Linked DNA regions of Homo sapiens: region 2 is linked to region 1. A link is a loop called in an ENCODE intact Hi-C map of the cell type or tissue named here. Cell type or tissue: PC-3. All regions are shown on one strand. Region 1 overlaps FBRSL1 (fibrosin like 1). Region 2 overlaps LOC105370094 (a long non-coding RNA gene).

Region 1 (2,500 bases):
TTAAACTGTTAGTGGCTTCCATCAGCTTTGGTTTGGATACTGACGTCACAGAAACTGACAGGCGCTCCATGCTGGCCCACAGGGAGCTGTTCCTCCTGCCCTGCTCCTGCTGCACGCCCCACCTGCTGACATAACTGGACAGACTCAGCCTTCCTTCCCCACCCCAGGAAGCACAGGCTTGGTGGAGCAGCAGGGTGCCCTGTGAGGAGGGCAACTCAGGGCTGCAGTGTGTGTGCTGGGCCGTTGGTGCCGTCAGTGAGCTGTGTCCGGGGCCCTCCCCGGCCTGCGCTGCCTTTCCCCCCGCACCTGCCGCCTGGCAGACGGAGCCACCTTCTGTGTGCACTGGGAACAGTCACTCCTTTGTCACTCTAGGGGGGGCAGGGGCTTGGGTCGGCTCTGCTCACTGCCCAGAACGGTACCTGGCTCGTCAGGGCTCCATAAGCATCGGTTGGACGGGTGGACAGATAGGTGGGCAGACCACAAGGCTGGGGTGGGCACAGGTGCAGTAGCTCCTGCCCACCCTCCAGGGCAAAAGGGGCCCCCTCTGGCCCCAGACGTGGACTTGTCATCCAGGGACTGTGATCTTGTCCCTCCAGCTCCTGCTGGGAGTGGACGTGTGGCCTCCCCGGCCCCTGGTGTGGCTGGCAGCACTGAGAAGCGGCTGGGCTGAGGGCAGCCACCTTGGCTGTTTGAGGTCCTGCCTGGGGACAGAGTGGGGTGACCAGGACACAGATTCCCAGTTCTACAGGGTTTTTCGAGACGTGGGACTTTCAGAGCTAAAACCGGCCACCCGAGGAAGGGGAAGAGACCCCACCCCACGACCGGCCTGGCCACCTTTCAGGGCCTCCGGGTTTGGGAGGAGCACACGCAGGGCAGCCCACCGAGCCCCTCTGTGGCATGGGGGTGACGCGTTCCATCTGCGCCCAGCCCTGACCGGAGGTGGCTTTTGTGTGGGTGTGAAGTGTAGAGAGGTGCCCTACTCCTCACGGCTCAGCTGTGTGGGTGTTTCCGACCCACCTCCCTTCCCATCGGCCAGGTGTCCTTGGGCAGTGAGCAGCCTGCACCACTATACTCAGCAGCCCTGTGGCAGCCTTTCCCATCGCTGCCAGGTACTGCCCTGAGCCTCTGTCCCTAGAAGTGAGTGCAGGGCTCATGGGGCCATCGCCAATGGTCAGACTCCCCAGGGGGCCGGTGATACACGGTTCCTGGAGCGGGCTGGAAACTCATTCCTTGCAGGCTCTGGGAGACGATGATGCATTCCCGGGACCCCGCGTTGAGAACCGCTAGGAGTGGGACACGTGGCTTCCTGCAGAGGTGGACAGAACCCCTGATGGCCCCAGCAGGGCAGCAAGTGTGGGACCCGGTGGGCAGGGCTGCCCAGCTGGGACCGTGGTGCCAGCTCCGGGGGTGAGAAAGGAGAGGTTGTGAGAGTCCAGCTGGTGACAACAGTGACCCCTGGTGGCCTGGAAGGTGCCGGCCCCGGGCTCTGCTGCACAGGCCGTGCCTCCACCTAAACCTCATTGCACCGAGGGGCCCTGCCAGGGTTCCCGAATGTTACAGTTACAGATGCCGAAACTGAGGCTGGGGCAGGCCAGTCGCTTGCCCGAGGCCACAGTGCCAGGAAGAGCCGGGCAGCCTGGCCAGGGCCTGTGAGGGCTACTGTGCAGCTGAGCAGGTCACTAGCCCACCACCCTGCCCCCGGCTCCCGCCCAGTAAGGCTCAGACTCCTCGGGGCTGCATCCCTGCCCGGCCAGGGCCTCCTCCAGTGTGGGTGCCTGCTACTGTGCGGCTTGATGGACCTCATGGGCCGGGGGCATTTGACCTCAGGGGCCTGGGTGACATCCCTTAATTCGCACTGGCACCGTCTGCCTTGTGTGCACCCTGTCAGCCACCCAGGGAGGCCTGTTGCTGCAGGAGGTGCACAGAGCGGGCCTCTGGCTGAGCCGAAGGTCGGCAGGGAGCCAGGCTCATGGCTGCAGCGAGCCACACCAGCCAGTCCTGGGACGGGTTTCCCCGGGCTGGGGCGTGCTCCTGACTTGGATGACTCAAAGTAAAGAACCTCACCAGGGGCCCTGGCATGCGAGGCCTGGGGGCCCAGATGTGCTGGGGCGTGTCACTACAAGGTGCAGAATTGTTCCAGATCCAAGTTGGCCAGAGAGGGAGACCGCTGGGCTTCCACGTGAGTCTGGGCGCTGGCTGTGCAGGGGCGTCCCTGCTGGGCGCTGGCCAGCAGGAGCTCTGGCCTCTCACTTCCCTCAGCTTTGTGCAGGTTTGAAATTATTTCCAAGTAAAAAAAGTAAATACATGCAGGGCTCGGGGTCTGGTCCCTGCATGGTCACTTAACCTGTCTGCGCCTCTGTTTTCTCATCCGTGAAATGTAAAGGAAAATAGTTTCTACTCGGGGCCACCGTGTGAGCAAATGTGTGAGTGTGTGCAAAGCGCCCGGGCCAGGCCCTGGCACGCATCGGCGCCCATGTTGGCTGGTGTCAGGGGTGGTGGC
Region 2 (2,500 bases), 77 kb after region 1:
CCGGGTTCACACCATTCTCCCACCTCAACCTCCTGAGTAGCTGGGACTACAGGCGCCCGCCACCATGCCCAGCTAATTTTGTTTTTGTATTTTTAGTAGAGATGGAGTTTCACTGTGTTAGCCAGGATGGTCTCCATCTCCTGACCTTGTGATCCGCCCACCTCGGCCTCCCAAAGTGTTGGGATTACAGACATGAGCCACCACGCCCGGCCCTTTCTTTTCAGACAAGTTCCTGCTCTGTTGCCCAGGCTGGAGGGCAGTGATGCAATCACAGCTCACTGCAGCCTCGACCTCCTGGACTCAAGTGATCCTCCTGCCTCAGCCTCCCTAGTAGCTGGGACCACAAGCATGCACCACCACACCCAGCTAAGTTTTGTATTTTTTGTAGAGATGGAATCTTGGTATGTTGCCAAAGGTGGTCTCAAACCCCTGGGCTCAAGCAGTCCTCCTACCTCAGCCTCCCGAAGTGCTGGGAGCCACACTTCTTCCAGATGCTTTCAAGTTTGATGGGTTATGTTTACCTATTCTGTTCTGTCTTTTAAAAATTATCATTTTGTTAGAACTTGAGGATGAGTGGTCAAAATAACAACGATCACGTTGCGGCGTATCTGGCTTGTTCTCACTGTTAGGGTGGAAGCAACGGTTTCTCAGGATTTCGCTACAAGGATCGTCTCAGCCTTCTTGGACTGCCGTGCGGAACACCACACACCCAGCAGCTAAAATAATGACATTGAGATCCGGGTGCCAGCAGGACAAGCTCCATGAGGGCCCCCCTCTGGGTTGCAGGCAGCTGCCTTCCCAGGGCGTCCTCCCCCGGCAGGTGGGCATGGCAGGGCAGGGGGAGCTGGCACGCTCGGCTCTGTTGTCTCTTTTTTCTCACAGTGCGTGACTGTTTACCACCATGGTCACCTGGAGCCTCTTATTACAAGGGCGTGAATTCCCTTCTCGTAAGGCCCCTCACGGCCTCATCAAAACCTCAGTCACCTCCCAGAACCCCACTCCAGTCCCGTCACGCTGAGGCTCAGGGCCTGAACCCATGAATGCGAGGACACGATCAGTCCACAGCAAGGCTGTGTCCCTGAGGAGCAGGGGCGGACCCTGGCCACACTCTGGCCAGGCAGCGGCCGGGAGAGGGGGCCCATGCGGAAGGAACAGCCAGGCAGAGGCCGGGAGAGGGCGCCCATGTGGAAGGAACGGACAGGCGCACTCAGAAGCGGTGGCGTCTGACGCCCTTTCACGATGTTGTTTCGTTTTGTAATTTTCTTAGACTTCCAAATTCATAGTGAAGTTGACCCAACATGACAACAAACAGGATTCGAGGGGTTTGGACAGATGGGGGGATCATCGGTATCCTGGGGCCGGCAGCCTCACACTGATAGATGGTTCTGGAACTGCCCACCGGCAGCCCCTCTGCCATGGGTGGGTGCAGCGGGGGCTTCCCGGTTCAGTGGCTCCCCTGGCCGCGTAGACCCAGAGGTGCTTCCCTCTAGCGCACAGTGCTGCTGGCCCCGCTGTGGGCCCCCGGCCTCAACCCAGAGAGCTTCTCCAAATCAGTGGCTGTGGCCCCACCGTCTCCCGAGCGCCAGGCAGGGAACCCCTTCTGCATCCACCCTGGGGGCTGCCTGCTGGGCTCACTTTGCTCCTCCTGGAACCAGCGCACAACCCCTCACCGTAGACGCCCCTGTCCCCATGTTGGTGTGGCGTCTGCCGCCAACTGACTCTGACAAACACACGGTTGATGTTTCTGTGAAGTTTGGGAAAATAAGATCTTTTCACTGTACTGGGTCAAGACCTGTCCCTACTCGGCACGGCCCCCGTGTGCTTCCGGTATCTCTGCGGGAGGAGGAGCGCCAAGCAGCCGGGAGCTACCTGTGGGGAAGGTGAGTTGAGGAAGCTTTTCCCTGGTGTTGCTGGGCTCACCCCCGTGGGAATGGGCCCCGCGCCATGGCTCACTTCCATGGGGACGGCCCCCATTCCCTGGGTCACCCCCGTGAGGACGGCCCCCGAGCCCTGGCTCGCCCCCGTGGGGTCGGTCCCCACTCCCTGGCTCACCCCCATGGGGTCGGCCCCCACTCCCTGGCTCACCCCCGTGGGGTCGGCCCCCGAGCCCTGGCTCACCTCTGTGGGGACAGCCTGCAAACCTCAGCTCACCCACATAGGGATGGCCCCCGTGCTGGGCTCACCCATCTGACATCAACATGAAGGTAGGAGCCTGATGGTGTCTCCGACGTGTCCTGCTGGCATTGGGCAATCCTGTTTGAAGATTCCGGATCTAGACACTGGGGTGTGGGACGGCTTCAGACAGGTAGAGGTATGCGTGGAAAATTCAGTTCTCAGCAGCTTCTAATCAGGATGGAGGTTTGTTTTGACTTCTTATGGGAATCGCGTGATGGAGGCTGTGTCTGTCGCCCACACACGCCCAGGGAGGTTCACACCTGAGCAACTTGTATCCACAGAAAACATCGCTCAGCCCCATCCGTGGGAAGACTAAGTTGATTTT

The links. A loop is a pair of places that touch in the nucleus more often than their neighbours do. Peaks named below come from ENCODE experiments on the same cell type or tissue, not always from the same donor. Only the 100,000 strongest peaks of a DNase experiment are listed, where the experiment ranks them.
Region 2: a loop joins it to region 1, with 2.2 times the contacts of the local background. A loop is called at or near these places in 1 of 110 quality-filtered maps.

The regions. Positions count from the first base shown.
Region 1 is chr12:132,522,558-132,525,057 of GRCh38, forward strand. All of the region lies in intron 2 of FBRSL1 (fibrosin like 1), which reads left to right. Among named protein-coding and RNA genes, the nearest start is that of FBRSL1, 34 kb to the left of the region's middle. In PC-3, CTCF peaks have their summits at 1,473 (motif pointing left) and 1,673; a DNase peak (open chromatin) is centred at 2,054; H3K4me3 peaks cover 371 bases; H3K27ac peaks cover 411 bases.
Region 2 is chr12:132,599,438-132,601,937 of GRCh38, forward strand. LOC105370094 (a long non-coding RNA gene) reads left to right here. Exons shown (of 3, transcript XR_001749425.2): 2 at 630-1,880; 3 at 2,160-2,351. Among named protein-coding and RNA genes, the nearest start is that of LRCOL1, 9.9 kb to the right of the region's middle. RefSeq lists enhancers at 1,494-2,029, 2,030-2,500. In PC-3, a CTCF peak has its summit at 1,167 (motif pointing right); a DNase peak (open chromatin) is centred at 1,174; H3K4me3 peaks cover 1,256 bases.